Regions from separate parts of the Homo sapiens genome. Here region 1 is linked to region 2. A link is an interaction called in ENCODE POLR2A ChIA-PET data of the cell type or tissue named here. Cell type or tissue: GM12878. All regions are shown on one strand. Links, peaks and the distances in the headings refer to the core of each region. The heading gives the core; the rest is flanking DNA. Region 1 overlaps LINC02768 (long intergenic non-protein coding RNA 2768). Region 2 overlaps LYST (lysosomal trafficking regulator).

Region 1 (16,398 bases), core at 5,106-13,105, 200 kb after region 2:
TACCTTCAGGAAGCCTCCCTTCCTTGATGCTCAGATTCCTGGCACTGAGAGCCTGTTGGCTCTTCCACTGTTCCTGTTCTGTCTTCACTTGTTTTTTTATTATTTATTTATTTTTGAGATGGAGTCTCACTCTGTTGCCCAGGCTGGAGTGCAGTGGCGTGATCTCAGCTCACTGCACCCACCACCTCCTGGGTTCAAACAATTCTCCTGCCTCAGCCTCCTGAGTAGCTGGGATTATAGATGCCCGCCACCATACCCAGATCTTTTTTGTATTTTTAATAGAGACGGCGGGGGGTCTCACCATATTGGCCAGGCTGGTCTCGAACTCCTGACCTCAGGTGATCCGCCCACCTCGGCCTCCCAAAGTGCTGGGATTACAGGCATGAGCCACCGTGCCTGGCTCCATTTGTTTAAATATCTGCTTCCTCTGCAAGTGGTGAGCCCAGGACCTGATTCTCATTCTACGTATTCCCAGGGCTTGATGGGACTCATTGTTCATAGGAAGGAGCTTGATAGTTGTTTGATGAATGAATGAGCAAGGGAAAAAGGATAAAGAGGAGCGAAAAAACGAAGCCGGGTTTTGGGGGTATTGGAGCAAATTAAGTGGGGGATACCATGTGGAGATGTGGCCCCATCAAGACCAACCCTGTCCCAAGAATGGCTCAGGTTTGCCTTGCTGGGGTCTTTGCTCCACTGTTACCAAACCCCCCACCCTCTGAATTGAGCTATGGGTTCCAGGAAAGGCACCCCTGTCCTGAGTTGACTGCAGCGATCACAACTGCAGACAATCATGATTCTTTGAATCCCTATTTTGATGTTAAAGCCAAGAAAGAGCATTATAGAAACTCAGGAAGAGAAAATAAATTTAGCCATCATCCCACGACCCCGGTACAATTACTATTATTTTTCCATTTTTCTTCCAGTCTTTTTCCTTATGTCTATAGCTTTAATTATGTTTTTCTGTATGAAATATAAGCAGGAAATGGAAATTTTCTAAAGGACTTCTTTTATTTGCCTCCCACTGTTTTGCATACAATGGACACTTAACACATAACTTTAGGCAGACTGAGGCGTCTCCTGATGAAAAGCTTTTCTCAAAGGCCATGTGGTTGCTGCAATGAGCCTTCTAGAGGAAGCTGGTTATAACCTCTCTCCATCACGTCCAGCCCTCTCTTTCCCGCCTGGCTCACACACTTGCCTTCCTTTAAATAATATTTTTCATTCCTCCAATCAGTCATTTGATCAACAAACATTTAGTGGGCGGGAACTGTCCCTAGGCCCTGGGCTGGGCCCTGTATTTACCGCCCTGTGGTTCATCAGCCCTCAGCCTGGTGCATCCACGCTGGTATCAACCTGATGGCCCCAGAAGCTTCTGAAAACTCATGAGCTTTCCTGATGGTTTATCCCTCAGGCCTTCTCCAACTCAAACTAAGGTCTGCGTGTACCTTGGCCCCTTCTTTTGTGCTTGTTGTACCCAGAAGCAAAATAATTGTCTAGCTGTCCCAAGAACGGCCAACCGTTGAGATTGTGTCAGCGAGTCTTTGTTCAGTTCCTATAAAGGATGGCCTATTAGGTAATACATCCATTCCAGATGGAAAACAGGCCTTTCGAAAGCCCGAAATAACCTATTGCCACATCCCCCTTTGAGCCCACAAATGGTTCTTTCACTATGAAAGAACAAACTAACTAGAGCCTCAAAAATGTCTTTCCTAGCTTTAATAAGTGGGGATTCTGGCCTCGGGGTCATACAAGGATGATCACACATGAGGAAAGCTCAAATGAACAGAGTTATGCCAGAGATGGCTGGCCTGGGCAAAGCTGGCATTGCTCTCGGAGGGAAGCCAAGTTTTTCCAATTGTTATTCTTGTGCCATAGGGCAGATCAGCTGGGGTGGGCCGGTGAACGCTGCACTGTCACATCACGATGCTTGGAGCAAGGGGTTGCTTGAATGGAGGCAAAATGCTGCGTTGACTTAGGAGGAAATCATCTTAAACCCTGAGATCTGAAGAGCTATGTTTAGCTGGGAAGTGATGGAGCTCTTCAGCTTCTTCATAAACTCACAAACCCAGGATGAGGCTAGAAGAAAGTCAGATTTCTTATCTGCCAGAACTCTTGCTGGGAAAGATGTCACCAAGGTATTCCCCAACATTACCAGGCCTTCTGTAAAGCACCTTCTTCATGCTCCCGGGCCCATCACACACATGCACATACACGTACACACGTACACACACATGCACATGTGCACATGTATACATGTGCTGTTATGGGCTGAATCTCATCCCCTTCCCAAATTTATATGCTGAGTCCCTAATCCCTAGTCCTTCAGAATGCAACCTTATTTGGAAATAGATTCTTAAAGAGGTAATTATATCAAAATGAGATCTTGAGGGTGAGTCCTAATCCAGTCTAACCAGTGTCCTTATGCAAAGAGGAGATCAGGACATGAACACGCACAAAGAGAAGGCCTTGTGAGGACACGGAAAAGACAGCCATCTGCAAGCCCAGGAGAGAGGCCTCAGGAAAAACCAACCCTGCCAACACCATGATCTTTTAAAAAAATTATTCGTCTTTTTAGTTGAGATAAAATATACATATATAACTTACCATCCTTACCATTTCAATACCATGATCTTGGCCTTCCAGCCTCCAGACTGTAAACTAATAAATTCCTGTGGTTTAAGCCACGCTGTGTGTGACGCATCGTGATGATACCCAAGCAGACTGACATACACACTCACACAAGCTCACATATTCACACACGTACTAATACACACCCTCACCCAAAAACACTGACACACAGAAGCACTCACACACACAGATGCACTTACACTCGGTTCTCACCCTCCTGTGTCACCCACACAATCCTTATCCCCCCATCCCTGACACACACATGCTCCCTGAGGCCAGACACGTGGACTGTTGTGGCTCAGGACCTCACTGAGGCCAGTTCTCTTCCGGAGCACAGCAATGGTTTGCTGTCTGCTAAGATCATTCCTCTCGCTGGAACCTTGGGTCCGTCCCTGGGGCTCATTGCCTGGAGTGTGGCTTTTTGCATCCTCACATTTCCTGAATGCTGTACTTTGTTTTCCTGTCTCCCAGCTTGGATCTCCTGACCTTGGCCTGGACCTGGATCTGGGAGGCTGACTCTATTGACCATGGGGAAGGAGCTAACAGGATTGAACCTCAGGACCGTCCTCTGCAAAATGAGGAATTTAGGCTAGCACAGTGGTTCTCAAAGTGTGGTCCCCAGACCAGCGACCTCAGCATCGCCCTGGAACTAGTTAGAAATGCACATTCTCTGGTCCCAACCCAGACCTACTGAACCAGTGCCTCTGGGAGTGGATCCCAGAAATCTGTGTTTTAACACACGTGCTATCTAGGAGGTTCTGATGCAGGCCAAAGTTCGAAAACCGCTGAACTGGAAGATCTCTAAAATTCCTCCTAGGAGATAAACCTTTAAGACTTGCTATAAGAATTAAGTGCCATGATTATGGTGCATATTATTTATGAAACTTGTTCAATGTGCCCTGCCCTTCCTATTCATTATCTCTACAACCTCCTTCTAAAATAAGTATCAATTAAAAGTATTTTCCAAATGAGCAAAAGGAGGCCCGGAGAGGTTAAATAATTCATCAGGAGACACGCAGCTGGAGATGAACAGGAGGAGGATTTGAATGGGAAGCCATCTCAGTGTGCTCTCTCTACTACCTCCCATGAGCAAACACAGTGACAAGTGAACTCAATGAATATCATTTTCCGGTGATTCTGTGACCTTTGAGTACCTGCATCCTCCTACCTTAACCAACTTTGCCAGCCTCCTTCACTGCCCTACCTGATCGACAGTAATTTCCAGCTCTCTTCCTTCCCCCATGCTCAGCCCAACACCCAGCCCTGGCTTTCTCACCTTCCTGGGACCCCCTGCGTTCCACGGTAGTGAACAGAGACACACGACAGCCATTCCGTGGATCTACAGTGACTGTTCTCCTGGACACAGAGCCAACGTGGCTACTGAAGGAAAGAGGCCAGTCCTAAGTTCAGGATCTGTGACGGCCTGGAAAATGTACTCTGTCCCCCCACAACCTCCCGCTACAACCTCCCCCTAAAAGAAAAACTTTCTACAGGTGATGTTGAGATTGCCACAGGCTTTGGTCCTCACAGACTGCAAATACCTATGGGAGAAAGAATGCTTCCACAGAGGAGCGCCGAGGGGAAGGAGAGCACCTCACTGGGATGGGATGGGAGTGGGGTGACAGCACCGCCCAGAGGCATACAAGCTGGCCTCTCTCTGGTTTTGTGGAGGCGGCCCTTGCTGGTATCCTAGAGTTGTCTCCCTGGCCTGCTTAGCAACGCACAGCTCCTAGGGGCCATCACCCACTAGGAGGGCAGGGCCTTTTGTCTTTTTTTTTTTTTTTTTTTTTGAGACAGAGTCTCTGTCTATCACCCCAGCTGGAGTGCAGTAGCATGATCTCGACTCACTGCAACCTCCGCCTCCCGGGTTCAAGCGATTCTCCTGCCTGCCTGAGCCTCCTGAGTAGCTGGGATTACAGGAGTACGCCACCAAGCCCGGCTAATTTTTTATTTTTAGTAGAGATGGGGTTTCACCATGTTGGCCAGGCTGGTCTCAAACTCCGGACCTCATGATCCACCCACCTTGGCCTCCCAGAGTGCTGGGATTACAGGTGTGAGCCACTGCACCCGGCCAGATTTTTGTCTTTTTACTGTTGTATCTCCCCACATAGTAAGTGCCTAATCAATTGAGTTGAATAAATGAATTCTTGCCCCATCTACCAGATTCTACCTCAGGGGCAGCTTCACACACACATACATACACACACACACACACATACCTACACACACACACACACACACACACATACATACACACACACATATGCATGTGCACTCAGGCACACACGCATGTGCTCACTCACACATGTACTCATGTTCTGGGGCCGGCACAGAGGCTGGGGGAGAGTAAGGAAGTGGGGAGGGGCATCTTTGGCAGGGGAAGGGTGCTGGTAGGACAAGAGCAAAGCGCAGAGGGACTGAGGGGTGGTGAGAACGGATCTTCTCACAGTTGAGGCCTGTAAAAAAAAAGAAACCACACGGAGGCTGAGGGCAAAGTGCCCTAAATTGGAAGTCTGGCCTAAGATCTGACGATGAATGGTTTTCAAACTCTGGAGGCGGTCTGCTTACGAAAACTCTTGTTTGCACTGAGTATACAGAAAGGGCACTGAGTGGGGCAAAGATGGCCCCACATGCTTGAACTTGCCTGTGAGTCTGGACTCAGACCCAGTTGTAGGGTGGACCTGTGGGCGGGGCTAATTTTGTAGTGTCCAGAAGAGCACCAAGGGAGTTTTTGTGAATTGGACTTCCACCCTAAGCGATACTAGGTTTAGTTCCATTTTCCGTCTGGAGAGAAGTCCTTTGCAGCATTTCGTTTGGCGGAAGAGTTTTGCATAATATTTCACACAGTGTTCCTTGCACAAGCTTTCATTACCCCATGACCAGGCTAGGGACTCCCCGCCTTCTATGACCAGGTGAAGAGTGAGTCTCCTACTCCAAGCTCCCCCTGTTCGCCTGGTTTTGATGCCCTGTTTCAGTGCATCATCTGGTAATTTCGTGACCTGCAATCGGCAGAGTGGGCTCGACTCATCTTCTATTTCTATGCTGCCCACTGTGTCCTTCTGAAAGGGCTGAGCCCTGGGTCTGGTAATTTTGGACTGTCTGCAATTTGGAATGGGTGTGTCACTACTGCCCTCTAGAACCAGGTCTTGGTTATTGATTGCAGCTCCCAGAAAGGAACCCTGCAAACACAACCCTTGGTTAAGGCAGGCAGTCTGTCTTCTCCTTTTCAATAATAACTTCATGTTTGAGGTTAATAAGTGGAGGTTCTTTAAAGGGCACACAATTGAGGCCCCACACTCCGCTAGCTGCTTTCCCGTGAGAACTTCCAACAGGGCTGTGGTTTGCTGTTTATAGAGAAGGGGTGAAGAGCCAGGGCTGGAATGTGCATTATAAATGACAACGTAGGCCAAGCATGGTGGTTCACATCTGCAATCCCAGCACTTAGGGAGGCCGAGGTGGGAGGATTGCTTGAGCCCAGGAGTTTGAGACCAGCCTGGGCAACATGGTGAAACACTGTCTCTACTAAATATACAAAAAATTAGCTGGGGATGGTGACGCATGCCTGTAGTCCCAGCTACCTGGGAGGCTGAGGTGAGAGGGATCACCTGAGCCTGGGAGGTTGAGAACTGCAGTGAGCTATGATCGCACCACTGCACTCCAGCCTTGGTGACAGAGTGAGACTCTTTCTCAAACAAACAAACAAACAAAAGATGGCAATGTACAGTTGCTGGACAAACTGCCTCACTGGAATTCAACCTTGGAGAAGTGATGGATTTTTCTTAGTGTTGGCAGAGCCGTATGGTTAGCATGCTCCTCTGCCTCGTGTTTTCGTTTAAGTCCTCGTGCTTTCCTCCTTGTCCTAAAGTAGTCAGGGACCAAGTTGCACAGTCTCTGCATCCTCCATGATACCTGACACAGTGTCTGGAACAGAGAAGTTGCTCAATAGGGAATTTTCTTTCTTCTTTCTTTTTTTTTTTTGAGACAGAGTCTCACTCTGTTGCCCAGGCTGGAGTGCAATGGCTCGACCTCAGCTCACTGCAACCTCTGCCTCCCAGGTTCAAGCGATTCTCCTGCCTCAGCCTCCCGAGTAGCTGGGATTACAGGCATGCGCCACCACGCCTGGCTAATTTTTGTATTTTTAGTAGAGACGGGATTTCACCATGTTGTTCAGGCTGGTCTCGAACTCCTGACCTCATGATCCACCCTCCTCAGCCTCCCAAAGTGCTGGGATTACAGGCATGAGCCACTGTGCCCGGCCAAGAATTTTCTTTTTTTAGAGACAGTGTCTTGCTCTGTTAACCAGGCTGGAGTGCAGTGGTGGACCCATAGGTCACTGCAGCCTCGAAGTCCTGGGCTCCAGTGATCCTCCTGCTTTAGCCTCCCAAGTAGCTGGGACTACAAGCGCGTGCCACCACACTTGGCTAATTAAAAAACAATTTTTTTTTGTAGAGATGGGATCTATGTTGCCCAGGCTTGTCTCAATTCCCGGCCTTAAGCGATCCCCCCGCCTTGGTCTCCCAAAGTGCTGGGATTACAAGTGTGAGCCACCAGCACCTGGTCCATAGAGAACTTTACAGCGAGAGATGATTGATCTTCCTCCCTGACCTTGTGAACCTTCCCACTGATGCTGTGTTTGCCAAGTAGGGAATGCGGCTCTCCACTAAGTGTCGCCTGTAAACCCTATGGAGTCAGATTCTGCTGGCTCTGCACAGCGAGGACATGTGGGTTTCATTCTTGTATTCTTGTAAAGTTAACAATACAACTTATGGGGAATTTAATAGCTGGAAAGTTGTATCAGTCCTCTATAAGCCCTGGGTGAATCTTTGAGTAGCAAATGAATAAAACAGTATGGCAAAGGGAGTCTAATCACTAGTTAAGCCCTTGCTAAAATTGCCAACTCACTAAGAAGGTAGTCTTTTTACATTTTTAAAGGACTTGTTAACAAGTGAGCTGATGATACATTGGCCCTGGGGGAGGACATCAGTTTCTTCTTTGCTTGTGTGAAAGAGTTCTATAAAAATGAAATGCATGACCGACAACTTCTTACTTTTTCAAACAGAGGTATTATTCTGCAGTGGTATCACTGGGGCATAGCAATGGCAGGAAGAGCTTAGGACTCGGAGTCCTAAACCACTAAGCTCGTAGCTAGGATGATCACAAAAAACAGGTAAAAAACATTGTTAACAATGGTCTTCAACCTTGATGTCCAGCTTCTGGTCTGTACAGGGGGAGTTCCATGATCTACTCTTCCCCTGGAGTCACACAGTCCACTGGGGAGAGATGCCCAAGGCAGACCTTCCCTCCCCAACTCTTCAGGCTCTCCAAGTCCTCTCTCCAAGTTTGTTTTGCTTACGCCTGTTTCCTTTCATTTACCACTTTCCCTTTCAGGCCAGGGTCAAAGGAACCTAATGTGAAAATGTTTCAGTCTTTTGATGAAGTATTCCAGAACACAGAACTCCTTATCATACAGAACATCAAGTTCCTTTAAGATATGGGTTGCTATCTCCAATTCATTTTGGGAAGAGGTGAGGTATTAAATATTTATATTAATTAAATAGAATTATCCTAAAATAACATAAGTTGGCTTACCCCTGGGCAGGAAGTCTCATTTACAAGTGAGCACACCCACCTGTTGATACCCAGGGCCATCATGTCTGCCAAGCAAAATAAACTCCTTCATGAACAGACAGGAGCCACGCTGTTCCCTCTGTGCCCAGTCACCAGAACAAGGCTCTTAAATCCCAAAGATCGATCAGGCTTTTTTTTTTTTTTTTTTTTTTGACAGTTTTGCTTTTGTCACCCAGGCTGGAATGCAAATGGTGCGATCACAGCTCACTGTAACCTCTGCCTCCTGGGTTCAATCGATTCTCCTGCCTCAGTCTCCCGAGTAGCGGATTACAAGTGCGTGCCACCACGCCCAGCTAATTTTTGTATTTTCAGTAGAGACAGGGTTCCTCCATGTTGTCCAGACTGGTTTCGAACTCCTGACCTCAGGTGATCCACCTGCCTCAGCCTCCCAAAGTGCTGGGATTACAGGCGTGAGCCACCGTGCCCGGCCTTGAGCCACCATGCCTAGCCTTGAGCCACTGTGCCCGGCCTCAGCCAGGCTTTCTTTCAGGCCCTCGGTGTCATTTCGTTTATTTAGCTCTGTTCAGTGATAATGTAGATGTGATTCAGGAACCTGCCAGCAGCGCTGTGGACTCCCACCCAGCTGGGTGGATACACCTAGACCTGTGGCCCATCTGCTTTCCCTTTTTTTATTTTGAGACAGTGTCCCACTCTGTCACCCAGGCTGGAGTGCAGTGGCACAATCATAGCTCACTGCAGCCTTGACCTCCTGGGCTCAGGCAATCCTCCTGCCTCATCCCCCTGAATAGCTGGGACTACAGGTGTGCGCCACTATGCCTGGCTAATTTTTGTATTTTTTTTTTTTTTGGTAGAGATGGGGTTTTGCCATGTTGCCCAGGCTAGTCTTAAACTCCTGGCCTCAAGCGATCTGCCTGCCTCAGCCTCCCAATGTGCTGAGATTACAAGTGTGTGTCACCACTCCCAGCCTGTTTTCCTTTTAAAGAAGCCCTGGAAACAGTGGCCAACACTGCCACCACCCCTGGGTCCCCAGACTGGCTCTTGGCAGGAGTGTGAAGGTCTGATGCAGGATGGGGTGTCTTCTCAGAGACCCACAGCCACACTTACAAGGAAAAGTGGCTGCTTCTAAGATGGCTTTTGCATGGCAGGTGTTAGCCAATTAAATCCACAATTCCCACTGATGTACAATGTAGTCAATCACTTCAAAGCAACTGATTTACAATAGCCATTACCAGCCTCCCCAGAGCTGCCCCTGCCGTCTGTCGGGGACGCTGGCCACACTGGCCGATTGTCCAGCTGCTGCGTGTTGCCTGCTGTGGCCCCTTGTCTGGAGCAGCCACGCTTTGTTCCGTAACTCTCCTCCTGCTTCCCTCCCAACCCCAGCCATTGTGCATCGGGCCAGGGGGAAGGATGGCTGATCCAAGGAGGTAAGACTTGGGGCAGAAACCAGTGGGGAGCCGGGCTGTGCAGAAGGAGAGGGAAGGAGAGCTGAGTGGCAGGAGGCAGAGTGAACCCTGCTCATTGCGGAAAGCCAGGAGCCTTCTGAGCCCGTGGCCCTGAGCTCTGCTATCCTAATTTTCCTGGAGCTCCCATAATCCTTTTCTTGAGGTAACCAGAGAGGCTCTGTGCTCTTTGCATCTCCCAGGACACTGGCGACTTGGTGTTTCCTTCCCTGTAAGAGCTTCTCCCTGCAGTCGTTGGATGCTTGGGTGTTAGGGGTTGAATTATGTTGCTTCCCCACCCCAAATTCCCGTATTGAAGTCCCAACACCCAGGACCTCAGAATGTGACCTTCTTTGGAGATATGGTCTTTGTAGAGATAATCAAGTTGAAATGAGGTCTTAAGGGTGGACCTTAATCCAATATGACTGGTACCCTATTTTAAAAGTGGGGGAAATTTGGAGGCAAACAGCATACAGGGAGAATACCATATGAAGATAAAGACAGTCAGAGACACGCCAAGGAGAGAGGCCTGGAACAGATTCCCCATCATACCCTCAGGAGGAGCCAACCCTGCAGACACCTTGATTTTAGACTTCCAGCCTCAGGGTTGTGGGAGAATACATTTCTGTTGTTTCAGCTGCCCAGTCGGTGGTACTTTGTTATGGCAGCCTGAGTGAACTAATATGGCTGGTGCAGTCCTCTGCATGGTCCGGGGACCCTGGGGACCAGCTCCATCCTGCATCTTCAATAATTCCAGCTCTTTTGTCTCCAGCCCCAAAACAAAACCTTTGATTTTGTGTTTCATTTCACTGTGTTTTAAACATCTAAGGACAGTTGGCCGAGTGCGGTGGCTCACGCCTATAATCCCAGCATTTTGGGAGGCCAAGACAGGTGGATTAGCTGAGGTCAGGAGTTCGAGACCAGCCTGACCAACACGGAGAAACCCCGTTTCTACTAAAAAATACAAAATTAGCCGGGCGTGGTGGCACAATCCCATAATCCCAGCTACTTGAGAGGCTGAGGCAGGAGAATCACTTGAACGTGGGAGGTGGAGGTTGCAGTGAGCTGAGATAGCGCCATTGCACTCCAGCCTGGGTGACAAGAGTGAAACTCCATCTCAAAAAAAAAAAAAAAAGGACAGTTATAAGTTATACGTGCATAGTTTAAAAAGTCAATTCAAGGCCTCTGGGTGGAGCAGAGCACAGACTGGTTCTCTCTTCCCAGAGCTTCCTCACCAAGAGCAGGGCTGGAAAGCCCCAGAGAAGGTGAAGGAGACGTATTCAGGGGGAAGCAGGAGCTGCTGTAAACAGCCACCTGATTTGCTAAGAGATTCAAGTGCTTTACAATGGGACTGGAAAGTCCATGGTGTTCCTATAGCCTCCTTGTCAGGGGCAACGACAGGGCCAGGAGCAGACCCTGAGCTGACCAGACTGAAGAGAGTGGGTTGGAAATGAAGGTCCCACCAGACTGACCTGCTGCACCTCTCTGCTCTCGCCCCTGGGTGTCCCAGGGCACACAGAAGACCCTTGATGTGCAAATATTTGATGCTAATGATCCCAGCAGCAACGTGTTATTGCGAATATCCTGATGTGTTTATAGGCCAAATAATAAGGTGGCAGGGGCTGCCCACTCTCTCTCTGTAACAGACTGTATGTATGTATGTATGTATGTATGTATGTATGTATGTATGTATGTATTTATTGAGACAGAGTCTTGCTCTGTCACCCAGGCTGGAGTGCCATGGTGCGATCTCGGCTCATTGCAAGCTCCGCCTCCTGGGTTCACGCCATTCTTCTGCCTCAGCCTCCCGAGTAGCTGGGACTACAGGTGCCCGCCTCCACGCCCGGGTAATTTTTTGTATGTTTAGTAGAGATGGGTTTTCACTGTGTTAGCCAGGATGGTCTGGATCTCCTGACCTCGTGAACTGCCCGCCTCGGCCTCCCAAAGTGCTGGGATTACCGGCGTGAGCCACTGCGCCCAACCTATTTATTTTGAGACGGAGTCTTGCTCAGCCACCCAGACTGGAGTGCAGTGGCATGATCTCGGCTTCCTGCAACTGCTGTCTCCTGGGTTCAAGCGATTCTCCTGCCTCAGCCTTCCAAGTAGCTGGGATTACAGGCACCTGCCATCATGCCTGGCTAATTTTTGTATTTTAGTAGAGGTGGGGTTTCACCATGTTGGCCAGGCTGGTCTTGAACTCCTGACCTCAGGTGATCTGCCCGCCTTGGCCTCCCAAAGTGCTAGGATTACAGGCATGAGCCACTGCACCCAGCCTAGACTTTATTTTTTGAACTATTTTGTGCTGACAGAAAAAATCAAGCAGGAAGTAGAGAGAGTTCTCCATACACTCCTTAGCCTCTATTATTATCTTGCATTTGTGTGGTATACATTTTCAAATCAATGAGCCCATATTGATACATTATTACTAACTAATGTCCAAAGTTTACATTAGGGCTTCCCCTTGGTGTTACACAGTCTATGGGTTTAGACAAATGTATCATGGCATGTAGCCATCATTGTAGTATCACACAGGATAGTTTCACTGCCCGAGAAATCCCCTCTGCTCCACTAGTCATCCCTTCCCCACCCCACCTTACCCCAAAACCACAGATTTTTTTTTAACTGTCTCTATTGTTTTGCCTTTTCCAGTGTCATAGAGTGGAATTACATAATATGTAGCCTTTCAGATTGGCTTCTTTCACTTAGTAATATGCATGTAAGTTTCTTCCATGTCTTCTCAGAGCTCAATAGCTCATTTCGTCTTAGCCCTGAATAACATGCCGTTGTCTGGGTGTTCCATAGTTTGTTTATCCATTCGCCTGCTTAAAGACATCTTGATTGTCTCCAGGTTTTGGTAATTATGAATAAAGCTGCTATAAACATCTGTGTGCAGTTTTTTGTGTAGTTGTAAGTTTTTAACTCATTTGAGTAAATACCAAGGAGCATGATTGCTGGATCTTATGGCAAGACTGTATTTAGCTTTGCAAGAAATGATCACACTGTGCTCCGAAGTGGCTGCACCACGTTGCATTCCCATCAGCAATGAATGAGAGTTTCTGTGGCTCCCATCCTCACCAGCATGTTCTCAGGGTTCTTGGTTTCTCAGTATGTTTGACATTCTCAGTGTTTTGAATTTGAGCTGTTCTAATAAGTGTGCAGTTGTATCTCACTGTTGACTTAATTCATAATTTCTGAATGACATTTGATGTTAAGCCTCTTTACCTATGCTTACTTGCCATCTGTATATCTTTTTTGGTGAAGTATCTGTTCAGATCTTTTGCTCATTTTCTAATTAGGCCATCTCTTTTCTTATGGTTGAGTATAAGAGTTCTTGGCATATTTTGGACATCAGTCATCAGACATGTGTTTTGCAAATATTTTCTCCTGGCCTGTGGCTTGTCTTGTTCTCACAGGCTGCTATGCATTTGGATGTTTAGGAGGACCAGTGAGGACAACACCGGTGTCTCCCACGGTGTGCTTGTGTGTGTGCAGAGGAATATACTCACTGGAAAGCAGACTGAGATGTGAGGCCACATCTAGGCAATGGGAGAGAGTTTGGAATGGAGGAACATTTGTTTTGGGTGGAAATATGTCAGCTTTCATTGCTTTAGCTCCATCCTTCTATTCATCCAACCAATATTTATGAGGTGCCTGCTATGTACCCAGTATGATTCTAGGTATCAGGAAAGCAAAGATCAGTGAGAAGAGTCCCTACCTTCAAAACACTCACAGGCCAGTTTGGGAGGTGGTCATTTCAATGCAGTGTGAAAATGCCCCAATCTCCAGTGTGGGCAACATAGGGAGACCCTGTCTCTACAAAAGTTAGAAGAAAAAAAAAAAAAAAACAGAGGCATAGTGGCCTGTGTCTGTAGTCCCAGTGACTCAAGGGAATGAGGTTGGAGGATTGTTTGAGCCCAGGAATTCAAGGCTGCAGTAAGCTATGATCATGCCACTGCACTCCAGCCTGGGTAACAGAGCGAGACTCCAACTCAAAAACAAGCACCCCAGTGGAGGGAAGGGTGGGGTGTGGAGGGGACGGGGAAGGTTGTTGGGTAAGGGGCAATAACAGGAGAAGGGAGAAGGAGAATCAGTATGAAGATCTCACCTACTCCATGGTCTCCACTAGGGAGCGTTCCGTCTCCTGCTGAGCCATTTGCACAGGTGCCCAGGAGAATCCCATTACTAGAGGGCAAAGGGCAGGGGGCCCCCCCACACCATGCTCTCACTGTTGCAGCCACAGCTTCCTCTTTGTCACTTTCACAGGCTACCTTCATCCCCAAACAGGAACTGCTGCAAGGCCCGCAGCAGCCATGGGTGAGTGGCTCTGGAGATGGGGTAAGTGGCCTACGCACCCCAGAGGAACAGCTGGCAGCCTAGTCTTCGGGCAGCAGCTCCACTCAGCCCTGGGGAATGACAGATACAGGTGTGTTCCCTCAGGTGCATATGTGCATGTGCTTGTGTGCAACTTCCTCCTCTGCTCTCATTCCTGCAAGGTGCATTCTCAGAAGGCTGTTACTCCACAGTCACTACGGTTGTGAAGCGGAACCAGACAACTTCCCATTTTCGAGGTTCTACAATTGGCAATATGGGAAAATCTTACCCCATTACCACCCAACTCGATTCTTTCAATGCAAGCTTGTCTAACCCATAGCCTGCAGGCCACATGTGACCCAGGATGACTTTGGATGTGGCCCAGTGCAAATTCGTAAACTTTCTTAAAATATTATAAGATTGTTTTGCAATACATCAGTATCGTTAGCGTTAGTGTATTTTATATGTGGCCCAAGACAATTCTTCTTCTGATGTGGCCGAGGGAAGCCAAAAGATTGGATACTCCTGCGTAAGGGGGAAATGCATGTTTATAGTCATATATATATATTTTTTTTTTCTAATTTTTTTTTTGCACCCAGTGCAGTGGCACAATCATAGCTTGCTGCAGACTCAAACTCCTGGGCTCAAGTCATTCTCCCACCTCAGCCTCTGATTAAACCATCCTCTTACCTCAGCCTCCTTAGTAGCTAGGACTACAGGTGTAAGCCACCACGCCTTGCTAATTTTTAGATTTTTTGTAGAGACAGGGTCTCACTATGTTGCCCAGGCTATTCTCAAATTCCTGGGCTCAAATGATCCTCCCACCTCAACCTCCCAAAGTGCTGGGATTACAGGCATGAGCCACCACGTCCAGCTGCTTATAGTAAAATATCCTAATGACTATAGACAATAATGTAAGATGAAAAGTCAAAGTCCTCATTAATCTGACCATGATCACTGTTATCCTCCCTGGAGAGAGTCACTGTTAAGAATTTCTTGGATCGTCTTCCAGGCCTTCCCTAAGTGCAAATACACATAAGTCTTTGTTTGTATAAAAATAGGCCATAAAATATACACAGTTCTGTGACTTCCTTACTCACTTACGTCTGTATCTTGAACATATTTCCAGGTCACTATAGAGAATCCAATCTCTCTTTTGTTTGCAATCAATCTCTCTTCTCTTTTTTAAGACAACCAGTTATGCCAGTGAAGTGCCCTAAACTAGAGATAGCTGGGGCGCTGTCAGCCACCTTAACAGTGAGAAGAAGCAACAGGATGAAGTGGAAACAGCGTCACACAGATGGAGCCTCGAATCCCAGCATGCTAGCCATGTGTCATCTTCATAGTCTTCCTAACGTCTGTGGCCTCAGATGCCACATCAGTAAATGGCACACCATATGTGATTTAGGCTAAGGGCCTGAGTGTAATAGTTGCTTAGGAATTATAGCCCTTCTTAAATAAATGGAGAAACAGTCCATGTTCATGGATTGGAAGCCTCAATGTTATTAAGATGGCAAATCTCCCCAGAGTGACCTGTAGATGCAACACAATCCCTATCAAAATCCCAGCAGGCTTTTCACTCCTTTTTAATAAGGACACCGGTCATATTGTATTAAGGTCCATCCTAATGACCTCATCTTAACTCAGCTACATCTGCAAACACCTTAATCCAAATATGACATTCTGAGGTACTGGGATTAGGGCTTCAAAATATCTTTTTGGGGGAACACAAGTCAACCCATAACAGATAATTAACACAAATACATGGAAAACTATCCCATATTCATGGATTGGAAGTACTAATAGTATTTAAATGTCCATATTACCCAGAGGTCTAGAGATTCAATGCAATCCCTATCAAAATACCCATAATGTTCTTCACAGAAGTGGGAGTAAACAATCTTAAAATTCATGTGGAAATGCAAAAGACCCTGGATAGCCAAAGCAATCGAGTAAAAGGAACAAAGCTGGAGGTCTCACCACAACACATGGTTAAGGAGTTAAAATGGGACATTTGAAACTTTATATTACTACAGAGTTTAATGCAAGATTCATGCAGATTTTTAAAAGATAAACCACGACACGTCACAGGAATATCTAGCTTTTGATATGTCCCCATGCCTTCCACAGGTACCCTCCTACAGCTCCCCTCCACTGTCCCCTCCCTAAGGGGGTACAATTCAGCTCTTTTGCCCTAAAGAGCATTTGGATGGAAAGTTTGAGATGTCCTAACAGTTGAGTGCTACTATAATGTTTATTTCATGGGGGATGAGGAGGTGGGGAAGGAGGGGTGGAAACAGGCGGGAAGGAGGGGTGGAAACAGGCTGGGAGGAGGGGCCAGAGGGTACCTACAAAAGCTATATATTATCCTTTATTTTGCTTGACCAAAGCAACCAACAAAATGTAACTCCAGGTTTCTAAGAGCTAATTT
Region 2 (16,398 bases), core at 5,296-13,295:
CTTATATTCTTACAAAACCTGCACATAAATGCTTACAGAAGCTTTATTTGTAATAGCCAAAAACTGGAAACAACCCAGATTCATACATCCATACCACAAATATCACTCAGCAAGAAAAAAAGGAACTATTGATATATGCAACAACCAGAATGACTCTCCAGAGTATTACACTGAGTGAAAAAACTAATTCCAAAAGGCTACATACTGTACGCTTCCATTTATATAACATTCTTGATGAAACAAAAATATACAAATGGAGGACAGATTAGCAGTTACAGGGCTGAGTGGCTGGGGGTGAGAGGAAAGTGGGTGTGGCTAAGAGAAGGGCAATATGAGAGATCCTTGTGGTGCTGGAAATGCTGCTGACTGTATCGATGTTACTCACCTGGTGATGATATTATACTACAGTTCTGCAAGATTCATGGGGGAAACTGGGTAAAGGGTACACAGGGTCTCTCTCTGTATTATTCCTTAACTGCATGTGAATCTACAACGATCTCAAAAGATCATACTGGAAGTGCCATATGGTTTTAAACTGGTCAGTCTGGGCTAGCATCGAACACATTCAAAGTGGACTTTTATTCAAGACTTATCAGTTCCAAATAAGAAACTCTTAATACTATGGATGTTAAGAACTGAAAAATAATGCTGCTTAAACATCTGAAAACCAACCAGTTTCCTCTTAGATTACTTCTCTTTCATTTTAAAATCTGAGGAAAAACAAACTAATCCTATAGTCTTACCTTGATAAATAATCCTGTTGACTGCTAAAACAGTGAGCCTCTGTAGTCTCTGCGCAAGTTCCGTTTCAGTTGCTTGGCTAGGGTTCTCTTGGCTCATTCTCCGTTGCATCATCACATGAAGCTCATCATTTGCCACTGAACGCATTTTCATCAGAAGCGATTCAGTTTGAGCAAGGGGAAATTTTCGAGGACCTTTAAAAGTATATAAATTAAAACATCAAATCCCAGTGTTAATAAGGATCAAGGAAACTATTTTTGCTGAAATTTTTTGATTACCAGACCATGAAAACAACCTTATTTACTACAAAGTCAATTTATAGAAAGGAAAGAGTGATTAAGAGAAAATGATGCTTCTCCCTCTTTGAAGAAGTGCAACAGTACTTTTGGTTTCAAAGTCCTAAATAACAATGTTGAAGCTAGTGACACAGCTTAGTAAAACAGATGTCATTTGGCAAAGTTCGAGTTAAAAAGTATTAAATGGGCTCAAATAGTTCAGAACATTTTGATAAAATAGTTTCAAATACTGTTTCACTTCTTTGTATTCCAAAATCAAGTTTTAATGCACATAATTTTTTAGTAAGAATACTACTATTTCTGGGTAATTACTGTTGTTGAATTTCATAAAGTAGTTTTAAAAACTGTGTATAGTGACAAAGTAGAAATCAGTCAATGAAAGTGAAGAGATCAGGAAGGTGAATATAATTCCAGTGATTTGTTATTAAAATGATTTAAAACATATGCATCATTTGGAATTCAATGCTACAAAAGCATTTCCTGAGAAAGGTTTCCTCAGACTGAACAGAGAGGAGTGGCATTCCTGCACCATTACTGCACCTGCTCCAGGAGGTACAACACAGGTAGTGCATCCAGGAGAAAACTGGGGGGATGAGTCTTGATTTAATGGACCGAAGGAGAAGGGCATCGGAAGTTGACCATAGGAACCAAAATGATGTCTTGGTAGATGAGGAATAATGGAACCCTTCATTGGAATTGAACCTTTGTTTTAAATTATGAAAACATATATCAATTTCTATAAATAACCTCTACAAAAATTACTTACATATGACTAAATTATAACAGGTTTTAAAGACTTATCCTGTAAGATATTTAAATATTTTAATGCTATTTTAGATTGCTCAGTATTTTGGGTAATTAGTATTCTTAATCAGTTAATGTATTTTGATAGTCACTTTTGAGGCAAAAAAAAAAGAAAATACAAAAATTCATATCCTGTATATATTCAAGAGTTTTACTGTCAAACAATATACTTAGTTTAAGCAGATTCTTCCTAATGTCTACATCTGACAGCTTTCATGCTGTACGTGCAGCTGATGATTGTAATTCAGCGGTATGATAATACACTGAATAAGGAAATGTTAAGTAAGTCTTCTTTAGTACTAGGTATTAATACTAGAAAACGTGGGAGGGTATTTCAGCACTCCTGCTATGAAGCCACACAGAGCTAGTGTGGCCTTAAGCACATTTCTTTCTAAACCTCAGTTTTCTCATGCATAAGATGTGGATTAGAAAGAAAACAGAGCTTACTTCACCGGTAGATATTTATCACTATCTAACATTATATTAAATATATTTGTTTATATGCTTATTGATCATTTTCCCCAGTACAAGTTCCATGAAGACTGATAAAATAGCAACTGGTACATGGTTGGTACTCAAGAAATATTTGATGTTTGAGGGCTGAATAAACGGATAAAGAAAGAGTTGTTTTGTTGATAAAATAAAATAATGAATATAAAACATAATGCCTGTCTCATTCTCACAAATAATAAAATACTTTTAATGGTTAGTATTATTATTGGCTGAAATATAAAGTTCATTTGTATGTGAATTACTAATTTAACTGTGTGTATGTGCGAGTGCATGGCAATTTAAATATATGTCTAGCATTCTAAATAATATCCTAATGCTGACTACTTCTACCTTCATGCATTAAGGGTGATGTGTAAAGTTTTTCATACTAATAAGCAGACAAGTAAAAAAATACATTTAAAAGTATATATTGCTACCTTATTTATAATAGCAAAAACCAAGCAAAAAAACCTTTGTTTATCTATAAAAGTTACAGAAGATTATCCACATCAAAATAATAGATTATTTTGTAATCATTAAAAATAAAAGAATATTTATGTTTCTTAATATGGAAAAATATCTATAATGACCAGAAATAGAAATCAATTTATAAACAGTAGGTAGAGCATGATACCATTTAGGTAAAATTACATATAAAGATATGTATAGATATAGATATCCAGACCAAAAACAGATATAGAGGTTAAGGAGTCAGAGCTTTGTTCACTGGGCAGCAGGCAACTTGGAACTGCTGAGCAGAAGAATGGTAAACCTGAATGAGGTTGTAAGATTAATCTGACAATAAAATGGTATCTAACTCCTCTAGCAATGCAAGAACTTAAGGTCTAGATGTAATGACGGTACTGCTGAAGAAACTTTGGTTCCAAGTCATGGATATCCTGGGGTTCAGGGCTTGAGTAAATTTGTCTATTATCAGAGTCTGGTGTGTGGCCATAATGCAAGCTGCAGCTGCTGGCAGTCCCCACAACTCCTGCTGAAGGTGAAGGGTAGTGGCAGTGGGGCTGGAGGTGTCACTCATCTCAGTAGTTTTCAACAAATGCTAAATGAATCTATTTAGGAATCCCCCCTACCACACCTAAACATTTATCAGTAAAGAGAACGGCTTGAGTCTTTGAAGGAACAATTCATTACCTAATTGATAGACATGACAGAAATAGAAATCCCTCTATGTCCCTTTAGTATCATGGACAAATGGACTTGAATTAGTTTTTGTAACCACACTGCTCAGAAACAGAAGAGCTTCAGTATTCTGCAGTTTTTGTACCTGTAGCATACAAAGCCAATATACTTTTGAAGATACTTTTAAGTAATAGTGGAGAAATAAAAAGCACAATCTTCTCCAAGTATATGTGTAAAAAAACAACTTAGAAACAATTAGAAAGCAACAACCGAACACATATAAAGTGGTATTTTGCAAACTAGATTCACAAAGACAGAATTTCAATAAGGGTAGTACTTAAAACAGGAAGGATTCTTGAGAGAGACTTCAGAGAGAGAGAGAGATGGGTCCTAAGAGATACCATAGACCTGGGATGAGTAGATGTGGTGCAGGACACAAAGGGGTGAGTATAGGGGTGCATGTGCCAGCAGTCCCCAGTTCTAGGATGCAGTGGGTCTTAAGATGAGGAAGCTGGACTGGATGACTTTTAAGGTCTTTTATTAAGCTAAAAACTTGTAGGATTCTGTAAGTCTCCTATAGCTTGCAGCAATCACATTTACTTAGAGTGAAAAAGACAAGTCCAAGTATAATAAGCAGCTACAGAAGTCAGAAAAAAGGACAGCCATCTAGTGAAAAGACTAAAAGTTCATTATCTGTTTTAAAATGACTCAAACTAAAAAAAAATAATAAACTTGAAGTTACGTAGGGCTCTAAGGCTCAAGGTGACAAAATGCTAGTATCTAAAGAGAGAGACTAAAGACTGCTAGAGAAATCATTGACCAAATGGGAAATAGCAAGAGGACTATTGTGTTAGCCCAGGCACAAGGTGATAATTAACTAAAACCAGAGATCTAGAGATGGAAGCAGAGGAGGAACAGATGTGAGAATGAGAAGTATCAATACAAAAGAAACAGCAGGGGTAGTAAAGGTATACTTTCTGATATCAAGAGAGGGCAAATTCCATCTAAGCAGTCACTGACTACATAAGGAGTCCTGCAAAGGAAAGGTGTCCAGCAATCATGTTTTGGCATGCAGGAAGCTGAGCACTAATGCTAGAACTGATAAAGAATCTGTTTCTACTCAGGACAAAAGAGATGTACAACTGGGAGGGCAGCTCAAGAAGAGACAGTGCATTCAGATATTAAATAAGGAAGAATGTAGAGGGCAGTAAGTTTAGTTACATAGATGTTTTAGAAGTTTTATTTATATAAGTTTGATTTAGCATAATTTAAACATACTACTGCAAAACAATGGGTACTTGGTAGCTTTTCTTTACAAGTGAGTTTTTCACATGGTTTAAAATTTTTGCATAGCATTGAACACAGAAGTAGCTTAACACGGGTGAAAGAAAGATTTGAACTTAAGTGAATTTAAGACAGTAAGAGTGATTAAATTTCAAACAATTTACCAAATACTCTGGAGATGGTGTGTGTGTGTGCATGTGTACATGCATATTTATCCACTATGTATATATATGTATGTGTGTATATCCTGTGTATGTGGTGTTCATGTTATCTTTCTGGGTAAAGATGATAGCAGATTTTGTAGAAAAAATAAGGAAGACTAACAATATTAATGTTTATTATTTGATGACATTCTTCCTTATTTAATATCTGAATGCACTGTTTCTTCTTTAGCTGCCCTCCCAGTTGTACATCTCTTTTGTCCTGAGTAGAAACAGATTCTTTATCAGTTCTAGCATTAATGCTCAGCTTCCTGCATGCCACAACATGATTGCTGGACACCTTTCTCAGAGACTTCCCTAACTCCTGATGTAGATTGCCCTGTTATAATCTCTATTCCTACCCTCTACATTTCCCTACTATTTTACAATCTCTGCAGGGGCAGAATCTGTGTCTGTTTTTTTCATCATTGTATCTCCAATATTTAGCACAATGCTCAGCACATGGTAGGCAGGTGCTCAAGAAATAACTGAATGAGAAAAGCACTAAAAGTAAGGAGCAGAATAGTTTCCTTCAGGAAAAAATCTTTCTTAAATTTTATGTAAAACAAGAAATATTTTAAAAGTGTGAATGGCATAAGAACATAGGAAAGTCAAGCTAGCCTCAATTTATGGTTATTAAAATATGATTTCAATACTCGCCAGCAATGCTTTTCCGCTTTTGAACTACTGCATGATGGGGAGCAGAAGGTGACTGGAGTGAATCTGTGAGGTTTTCAGAGTCATGATTTGCGGTGGTCCTTATAAATTCCATAGCAGCCTGGAGAACTCTAAGCTGTAGTGCAACAGCCATATCTAAAAACAGAAGATACTAGAATGTTTTCAAGCTATGTGGTTACTAATTTTTTAATTGAACTGATTTTATGTATCATGACAATAATGTTTTGATATAAATTTTTAAATTTTGATCAGCATGGGGATGATGGTAGTAGACATTTTTAAATTCTTGTTAAAAGCAATTTTAAAGCAAATTTACAAATGGTCACTAAAAAACCTTCAATGGAAAAATATTAGCTCATAAATTTATTTCATTTTAAAAATTGTTTCAAAGAACAGGCTTTTTTTCTATATAAGGCAAAAGTTTAACCGGCAATTATCATATTTTTTGTTTCATATTCACTTTAATAATTACCATTAAAGAAAACTAAAGGGTATTACTATGCAACATACACTTTTAAATTCTACTTGGTAAGAAAAATCAGTGACATCTTTCACTTATGTATTGCCAACTACTAACTACATGGGGGAATCACTTTTTCTATTTTTGCCACTTTTTCAAGCCTTTTTAGGCTTCTTTTTAAAAACTGATAGATACTATTACAAAATTAATGTTAAACTTTTAGTAAAAGAGTTTCTAAGAAGAAAGAGATTGTGCTCAAATAACAGGTTTGTCTGTTATACAACTCCCTCCCCAAATTCATAAAAATTAAATCTTACTTTGTGTCCTCTTGTTTTTGCTATTTTGAAGATATCCAAGCATTACAATAAGGTCTTCAATAACCCTAAAATATTGTGAGCCTGAGGAACTGCAAGCATGAATTGTAACTGCTATGAAAAGTTGCTGTATATCACAAGCAAGCAATTTATATTCACTCATGGGAATGCTAAAGATAACAACAAAAGAAGAAAACAGAACATTTATAAGAAAAAGAACAAATAATTTAAGACACAGCTAACTGATTTAAATGGTTTAAATTCCTGTTCGACCAGCTTGCACTCATTCATGCAGTCATTCAGTATTTATTCATGCTTATTCTATGGCAAGTAATATGTAGTATGTATGCTAGAAATAGAAATAAGATACACTTTGACACCTGTCAGAAATACATAGTTTTACAGAGAACTGGACAAGTAAACAGATTACTATAAATAGTAAATGGTTGTAAGTGTAACACTAGAGATTAATACACGATACTATAAGAACACATAGGCAGTTTCTAGTCCACACTAAGGATGAAGATTGTGTGGGTATGAACAGGAACATTCTGCGAAGACTTTTCAGAGAAGGTGAATTTGACTAAATTAATTAACCTCTCTGAATCTCACTTGTATAAATTAGGGTTATTTTTAGGACTAAAAGAGGTAATAGATTTGCATTTATATTATTTATAAATATCCAATAAATATGAATTAGTTACTTCTGGTCTTCAATCTTAATCTTGATAATCTACCTCAATGTACGATATTAGGCCTACAATGCTTCTCTCCATCTGGGTTTTCCAAATCAAGAAAGGGTTAGAAACTAACTTGGGCCAGTTAATAAAGTAGCATACAGGGACATTCAGTAAATACAATTTCTTGCTTTTTTTTTCTTTCTTTCTGTTATTATTATTTTTTTACTTTTATTTTAGGTTCAGAGGTACACAGAAAGGCTTCTTACATAGGTAAACTCATGTAGTAAAGTAAACTAATACTAAAGTTTTCCTGTTCTAAAGTATTTATCAGATGTAATTTTAAATAATAATTTTAAACTTACTTCTTTTCTAATCCATTCAGGGCTGCTACTGTATTACATAACACATAGAGTAGACCATTATCCAGCAACATATCTGCTACCTTAGAACAAGAATTTAAAATTTGGAGAAGAAGTAAAAGAGCATTATGCAAGAGTATGTTGTCATATAGAGAGGTCTCTATTAGTCCCAGAATAGGAATGACAGACCACTTCTGAAACAATCCCATGTTTCTCACATCTTCCAGATCAAATCTATAATAAATAATACAGTTAAGAGCACATTAGAAACAATCACAAAATAAGAAAATATGATAGCAACTATGGGTCATCTTGCTAACTTGATTTTGAAGTCATAAAAACAAGTTGGGGGAGTAAGGATTCTTAACCTGTTTTTAAAATGACAGAGTCCCTCCAATAATAGGGTAAAAGCTGTTGCTAGAAGTCCATCCCAAGATAAATACACAAACATTCAAGTGAAATATGCATACAATTTCTTGGTTTTAACTGATTTATTTTAATTCATCCATGAGCCCTTTATGTCCAAAGAAACTATGTTTGGGGGCTTCAAGTGCACAGGAAAATTATTATTATTATTTTACATAGTATTTGAGAGACAGTGAGCTAGTAAAAAGAGGTCTAGCAAAAGGGAATGATTCTCGAGTTCTTATCCCAATACAACTTGCCTCTGGGATGGAATGAAATTAGCTAAGTATTTTGTGCCTCATTTTCCTTATCTGTCAAAAATATGTGGTGATATATGTCCTCTTTTCTTCTCAAGGCTATTGTGAGAATCAAATAAAGTAATGCACAATTGTTTCGTGAAAGCCAAAAGTTGTATGTAAATGAAAAGTAGCATTGAAACTACCATAACAATTTAGTAAATTCTTTAAGGTCTGAATTTGTCTATCACAATAAGGAGACACACGTTTCTCTCTATTCTATCATAAACAGAAATTACAGCTTAATTTCTGCCAAACTTTTGGTTTGGGAGAAAAATATTCTTTTATTTTTACACTTATTTGCTAATCCATCAGCATTCTACCAGGGTCAAAACTCAGCAATCAGTGTATCCAGGAATTCTAGGTGAGGGATTTACTCCTCTCCCAGATGACCTGAAGGCTCTGAGGAGAGTAAGGCGTTCCTATATGGATCCTTTATGTAATCTGTCACTGAGAATACATGAGCTATCTTTTTTTCTTTTCTTTTCTTTTTTTTTTTTTTTTTTTTGAGATGGAGTTTCACTCTTGTTGCCCAGGCTGAAGTGCAATTGTGCAATCCTGGCTCACTGTAACCTCTGCCTTCTGGGTTCAAGCGGTTCTCCTGCCTCAGCCTCTCAAGCAGATGGGATTACATGAATGTGCCACCACGCCCAGCAAATTTTGTATTTTTAGTACAGACAGTTTCATCATGTTGGTCAGGCTTGAACTCCTGACCTCAGGTGATCCACCTGCCTCTGCCTCCCAAAGTGTTGGGAGTACAGGCTTGAGCCACCACGCCCAGCCTCACCTGTCTTTTCAGTTAATCTTCTCATGTTAATACTATCTGCCAAATCTTAGCTATCACTTTCATCTGATGCAGCTTTTATTTGTTTCTAGTTTCTAACTAGTGAATGAACTATAAAGGATGAAGTTATATTAGAAAGAACATCATATGGCAAATAATACATTGATTTACCTGGAAAATTACTTTTAGCAGATTTTTTCTAAAGGTGACCAAAAGATTTCGTTAAGAGTGAGTTCACTAAATTTTACATTTAAGACAAAAGACCTTGCCGGGTGTGGTGGCCCACACCTATAATCCCAACACTTTGGGAGGCCAAGGCAGGAGGATGGCTTGAGGTCAGGAGTTTGAGACCAGCCTGGGAAACACTGCAAGACCCATCTCCACTAAAAGTAAAAAAAATTAGCCAAGTGTGGTGGTGCGTGCCTGTAATCTTAGCTACTCAAGAGGCTGAGGCAGGAGGATCCCTTGAATCTAGGAGTTCAAGGCTGCAATGAGCTGAGGCATGACTGTGTCTCTCTGCACTCCAGCCTGGGTGACAGAGTGAGACATTGTCTCAAAAAAAAAAAAAAAAAAAAAAAAAAAAGCCAGGCATAGTGGCTCACACCTGTAATCCCTGCACTTTGGGAGGCCAAGGCAGGCAGATCACGAGGTCAGGAGTTTGAGACCAGCCTGGCCAACATGGTGAAACCCCATCTCTACTAAAGATACAAAAAACTAGCCGGGCATGGTGGTACGTGCCTGTAATCCCAGCTACTCAGGAGGTTGAGGCAGGAGAATCGCTTGAACCTGGGAGGCGGAAGTTGCAGTGAGCCGAGATTGCACCATTGCACTCCAGCCTGGGCAACAGGGCGAGACTCCGTCTCAAAAGAAAAGAAAAGAAAAGAAAAGAAAAGAAAAGAAAAGAAAAAAGACAAAAGATTCCCAATTATAGTGGAGGGAAGAACACACTTACTCTTCATCAAGGCCAATATGTCGACCAAAGAACATTTCGATGAAGCATTCTAACAATTCTTGAGTTCCTCGATGAAGATACAACTGGTTGGCTAGCAAGGAAAATCCACGATTCTTCAGAAATTTATCTTTTTGTTCCTTAGATGCTCTAGCAAAATATGCATCTAATAGCTAAACAAAAAATTTAAGTCAATTTAGATAATGCATTAAAATTAAATATAATATATACAAATCAGTGTAACACAACTGTATTTGTAAATTAAGTTCATATGTACAGAAGAACACAGAAAGCTTAAAAAAATGCCACCACCACAGCAAAGCAGAAATGAATTTGTCTTTGGCTACTGTGGAATGCTAATGATGACTCCATCTTGGAGATCTTAATGTTTCTCTCATGGGGAAACTGGCATTTTTAGCTGAGCATGGACACCTGGTAGACTGGCAGCCTTAGTTGAGTATAAATAGAATATTTGTACCTAATGCTGAGAGGGAAAAAATCCGTAAACTATGCTCTCTCTGCAAATCTATATCTATATCTATATCTATATCTATATCTATATCTATATCTATATCTATATCTATATCTGTATCTATATCTATCCTAGACCTCTACTTCTAGGCTTCTTGACAGATTATTTATCCTGAGCACAGGCCTGAATTTCCACCCTTCTCTAGCATCTTAAATGCAACACGTGTAATACCAAATTAATCCTTCCACCTCTTTCTCCCCTTCAATGACTCTCACAGTAGTGATAGACTCCTTTCCCCCAGACACACATCTATTTATTCCCCTACTAAAAAAGCTTTCTAAGTTTACAGCATAACACAAAATATACTTTTTCCATGAATCCTTCCGTTTCCCCTATGCTCAATTCTCTATTAATACTGCCACTGCAGTACTCATCACAGAATTTCTTACGTTTTACTTAGTTAAGTATGAGACTCTCCCTTCTAGACTGTGAAATTCTTGAATGTAGGGGCTTATATTATTTCCCTTTATATACTATATTGCAACTAGCTCAGGGACTTACACATGAAATGCGAGCTCAATACTAGGTTGTATTGCAAGTGATTAAACAATACCTACATCCAAGCAAACTAAAGAAAAATGAGAATCTTTACAAGATTATTTTAATATTGGGTTGTTTTCTAATGGAAACTATTCATATCAAGCATTTACTCATTCAATAATATACTTAGTACCTATTACACAAGATGCCCACCCTCATGGAGCTTATATTTGTGAGAAATTTAAAAAACAAGTACACAGATTAATAAGATAATTACAAGACATAAATAGGATGCTATGATAGAATAAATAATAAGTAAGATTAGAGGGAAGTTATTTTGATAAGATCATCAGGGAAGGTCTTTTTGAAAAGGTGTCATCTAAGCTGAGAGCTGAAGTAAATGTCTAAAATTTGATAGTACACTGAAGAAGAGATTTCCAATGAACCACGTATTCCTTGTAATTTTTACAAAAGAGATTTACTAAGTGTTCAGATATGGGGATTTATTGGTAGATTTAAAAGACATATTGATATGAACCAACATATGGAGGGGGACTTAAAGCTGGATGATGCAAAAATATGACCATGTAACCAAAAACCCCTGTATCCCTAAAGCTATCAAAATAAAAAAAGTTTAAAAATATATGAGTATTAAGTAACAAACTATATTAGTTCATTATTCTAAAATATAAAAGAGAGATTTAGGTCTACTTTAATGTATATACTCAAAATTTTAAATTACATATATATTTATTTTTCTGAATTAAAATAACATATCTAGTATTTGCCCTTACTTTAATAACACCTTGTTGTATAGCTGGTGATGGGTGGTTAACGAGGACCAAAAGTGTATCTGCTTGAATAAGCTTGTCCATCACATCTTCAAGCAAAACATCAGGCAGGATAAGAAGAACCCCACTTAGGAGTTCATATAATCCACAGCATATAGGTACCAAACAGTCTTCAGTTACACTAAAACAGAGACCAAAAAAGTCTTACTAACATGACAAGAAAAGTACTTGATGATTACCTTAGGAACTGTGACAAGTAGTAGCATTTTTTAACAGGTGAAACAAATGTTCATAATGCTTAAGAAATGTTTCCTAATTTAACTGTGATTAACAAATTTACCATCACTTTTTATCATTGATTTTTTTGGGCATATAGTCTACTAACACTATTCAATTGTACATCTCTGATGTCTAATACAGTAGTCACTGTCACTTATGCTATTTATTTAAACTAAAAATTCAGTTCCTCAGTTGCATCAGCCACATTTCAAGTGCTCAGTAGGCATATGTGGCTAGTGCTGACTGTATTAGACAGCATGAATAAAACATGTCCATCATTGCAGAAAGTTTCACTGGACATTGCTACTTGAGATGCTATTGGAAATGTTTTTTTTTTTTTTTTCACCAAGGAAGAAACAGCTTTATTAGGAGTCTAGGCATGTCAGAAAAACCCAGTTCACTCACAGAGAAGAGAGGCAAATATTGGTACAGGGGAAGAATCTAGCATTACAGAATATCCTCTCAAGAACCAAGTGTGAAAATAAAACCTCCATCTAAATATCCTAACAAATGCTGCTGGGTTTAGCCCAGGTGAAACTTCTGGAAGCTCCTGGTGAAAGGAGATTTTTTTCATAAAAGGAATGCTCTCTAGCACTGCTGCATTTCAGCTCCATATAAAGTTATGGGTCTGCGATAGCAGAAGTAGAGGAAAATATAAGGGGGATATCTCATCACCAAAGCAAGGTCATCTGTGTCCAGGTGACAGAGGAACCTTAAGTTTCTGGAGAGAGAACAAACTGGGGTAGCAGAAGGAAAATGGCTGAAGAAATACAACGCCTAGGCAATGTCTGTCATAACATGGAGGACTCTGTGCAGTCTGGTGACAGCCTGTCCTGGGAAACACTGGTATTGCTTTCTGAGGCCATTTTAGCTTTCTTCTGACTTCATCCAGAGAAGAACTGCCAATGTTCAGCACTAAGACCTGCATTATAATTACCTGAGTGGAATGGAGCAGCCACCCTATGACACCTGTTCCTCTTCCCTTCTGGAGCCGTCACTTGTCTCTGATCAAGTAAGATGTTACTCAGGACAGGCCCAGTCTAGAAATCACTCCCACCTTCACATGAGCACCAAGTGGACAGAATCATTCTCATGAGTCAAAGCTCTAGATAAATCCTATCGTTTCTCTGTCCTGAAGAATTTTCCTTAATAACTATAAGGAATTAAACCACAATATATATTTTTTAAGTGCTACTTATGGTTTAGATTTTGGTTAAATATGGAATTCAATATTATCTAGTCTTAAAATAAGGAAAAATATATCTTTCTGTTTGTTATTATTATGTATATAAAGAAATAAACTTTTCTGTTTGTTGTATTATAAGTGGCATAATGAAGACGTTTCCAGAGGGGTAGAGAGTCTTTAAAGAATAGTAAAATAAAGGTGGGAGGAGTGTACAAAAACACATAAGTACCTGTGAGCACTTGCAGTTCGGTTGTAATTTGGCTCATAACCAAGAGAATAGGCAAAGTTTTCCCAATCATCAGTGTTTCTATCAACAAGACTTGGCCAACGGCCAACAGCTGCAGATCCGTTCTGTGAAGGAAAAGCTAGCCCAAGGCTTGCAATAGTGCTGTGGCTTCGCTGGAAGGAGGCCAATCCCTTTAGGTAATCAGGTCGGCGTGGGCAGGACTCATCCCCAGGACTGTCATCTTCTGACCTGGGTTCTGCTCCCAACTGTTTATGATCTGCTTTGACCACTGGAAATCCCAGCACTCCCTTTGGGACATCACTGACAGAGACCTGGGCTGAGAGGACAGCTTCCATTTCACAAACAGTTTTTGCAGACTCACAGCTACTGATGAATGCGTCCTCTTTGCCTTTTTTCAGTGTGTCGGAACTCCCCAAAGAATTTTGTTTCTTTGATTGGGTGGCAACATAAGTATCTGCAATATTTTGTAACCTGTCGATACTACAACCCAAACTTCCAGTCAGTTTTTGTGATTGCGTTAGTAGTGAAGAAGTAGGGAATGCTGGTAGGCTTCTAGAACGCAGCATATGGGCGGCCATCTGTTGTGGAATAATATTAGAGGAATTCTCTCCTGGTAAGAGTAGATACAAAAATACTACTTAAAAATCTATTAAGTGGAACCACCTCTCTTTTGCATTATAAATCACAACCACAGCAAAAGCCCATTTATCTAGCACTGTTAAAATCCATATAGGTTAATTTTACAAGTAACTAATGCTTAAAATTCCTTTACTTTTTCTTAAGAGACAGGGTCTTGCTCTCTTACCTACTGAAGTGCAGTGACACAATCACAGCTTACTGCAGCCTCTAACTCCTGGACTCAAGACAGCCTCCCACCTCAGACTCCAAGCAGCTGGGACTATAGGCATGCACCCCACACCTGGCTTAATGCTTAAAATTCTTAAATGCCAAAACTATTTTTATTTTAACCACTTTTTATTAATATCTTCCCAAAACATATGTTTTTTCCTGTCTTCTTAACAAAATACAGTATTGACTGAATGATTCAAAGTCATTAGGATTAATGGTTCTACTGTGCTGAATTTAAGTGAATTAAGTGAAACTCAATTTACCTCAGGCTAGCAGTTACCAGGATGTAGTGGAAAGAGTGTGGGCTTTGCAACTAGATATAATTGGATTCAAATGATAGTGAAGTGGTCCAAGGTAAATCACTTAATTGTACTACAGTTTCTACAAATGTAAAATGAGGGTTCAGAATATCTACTTTGCAGGGTGGCTTTAAAGATTGAGATTATATTTGTGATGCACCTAGCATAGAGCTCAACATATAACAGGTGCTCAAAAAATGGTAGTACTTGTTGTTACTAGCCTAAACAGCCCTAGACAGTTCTCTCTCTCCTCCATTTTTGCAGTCACTTCTTGCTGTTATTAGTGAGAATAGTTTCTTTTCTTGTCACAGCTCTCTAATTTACTGCTTCTAATATTCTATGCAGGAAGACACCAGAAAAATTATTTTCATTGTAGTGCATGGGATACAAGTGCATGCCATTCAAGGTGTGGTCTGTGGACTGGTAGCATGGGCATCAATACCACCTGTGGGATTGTTGGGACTTCACATTCTCAGGCTCCACCCTAGATCTACTGATACAGAATGTATGAGAGAGGGGCCCAGGAATCAGTGTCAACAGCTCTCCAGGTGATTCTTTTGCAGGTTAAAATTTGAGACCATGAACACAGAGTAAACAGGCATTAAATGAACTGCTTTAGAGCATAGACTCTGTGGCAATAAAATAGCTCCATAGCTCAGAATCTTTTTCTAGTTATTTCTGGATTTGGGCTAGAGGGCTAAAGTTGCCAAAAGATTCTCTTCAAAAGATCTGGAAAAAATGGGGGTATGATTGTATTTGAAAATGTTTCAACATGACAGATGATTTAAAAAACAAATATGTCCTGTAAAATTCCAAATAAAACTAATTCAAAAAGGCCAGGTGCAGTGGCTTGAGCCTGTAATCTCAGCACTTTGGGAGGCAGAGGTGGGTGGCTCACTTGAGCCCAAGAGTTCAAGACCAGCCTGGGCAAAAAGGCAAAACCCTATCTCATTTATTTAAAAAAAATTTTTTTTAAAAAGAAAAGGAAAACTAATAAAAACATAGCCTTAAAATATTATTATAAAAGAGCATAAAAAGTGCTAGAGAATAACTGAAACACTTTGGCAGGAAAACAAAACTAGAGACTAATACCTATATATCTAGTTCTATCTATCTCTATTACCATCTCACCTGCAGTATTTAATAATTAGGATTGAAGCTAAAGACAAGACTAGGTTGGACTGACAATAAGAGCAATGTCCCAGTATGGAAAAGGACAGTAGTCAGGAAAGGAAAAGATGTATGGTCAGTTTGCAACTAGAAAACCTGCACCTATTCTTTTCTTCTATAAAGTAGCGATGAGACTCTGTTAAGAGTCAATTAGGAAGATAGAAAAGTACTGTAGGCTTAAAGACTTGAATACACTTACTATGGAAATAGAAGAGGGTATTGATTCTGAACATACCTAAAAATTACAGGGCAGCCTTTAAAGCTCTGCTACAACTTTCAGCAGTATGACAATGGTTAGACTGAGGCGAGGTTAGCATTTTTCAGTTCAAGAATACCAATAGGCTAAGGGGACAAGGAAACTGAGATACTTTCCAACTGAGTAACTGCTGAAGTTATTGGCTAATGTGACCTAGGCTGGATAGGGAAAGCGAGACAAGGGGAACTTTGGAGTGTGATTAAAAAAAAAACAAAAAAAAACCAGAAAGATGGGAGGCTGTCAATTAGAGAGGATGAATGCATCCCCTTTGCCTTTTTTCAGCATGTCAGAACTCCCCCAAAGGATTCTGTTTCTCTGGTTGGCTGGAGGGCTAATGATACAGAAAGATTCTGTTCAAATGAGAACACGTGGACACAGGAAGGGGAACATCACACACCAGGGCCTGTTGTCGGGTGGGGGGAGGGGG

The links. ChIA-PET counts read pairs that join two places held together with the same protein. Peaks named below come from ENCODE experiments on the same cell type or tissue, not always from the same donor. Only the 100,000 strongest peaks of a DNase experiment are listed, where the experiment ranks them.
Region 1: POLR2A ChIA-PET joins it to region 2 with 6 read pairs; 4 of 35 experiments call an interaction of 5 or more read pairs at or near these places.

The regions. Positions count from the first base shown.
Region 1 is chr1:235,940,954-235,957,351 of GRCh38, forward strand. The region is part of intron 2 of LINC02768 (long intergenic non-protein coding RNA 2768); the gene reads right to left. It overlaps LOC105373215 (a long non-coding RNA gene), which reads left to right. Exons shown (of 5, transcript XR_002958490.2): 3 at 8,017-8,153; 4 at 13,920-14,079. Among named protein-coding and RNA genes, the nearest start is that of LINC02768, 23 kb to the right of the region's middle. RefSeq lists a silencer at 5,685-5,754. In GM12878, for the core only: a CTCF peak has its summit at 5,763; DNase peaks (open chromatin) are centred at 5,538, 12,218 and 12,721; H3K27ac peaks cover 1,772 bases.
Region 2 is chr1:235,745,593-235,761,990 of GRCh38, forward strand. It overlaps LYST (lysosomal trafficking regulator), which reads right to left. Exons shown (of 53, transcript NM_000081.4): 23 at 13,380-14,007; 24 at 11,689-11,866; 25 at 9,886-10,055; 26 at 7,452-7,682; 27 at 6,413-6,579; 28 at 5,618-5,770; 29 at 744-935. Among named protein-coding and RNA genes, the nearest start is that of MIR1537, 99 kb to the right of the region's middle. RefSeq lists a silencer at 4,383-4,583. In GM12878, for the core only: no CTCF peak of the experiment used is centred there; no DNase peak of the experiment used is centred there.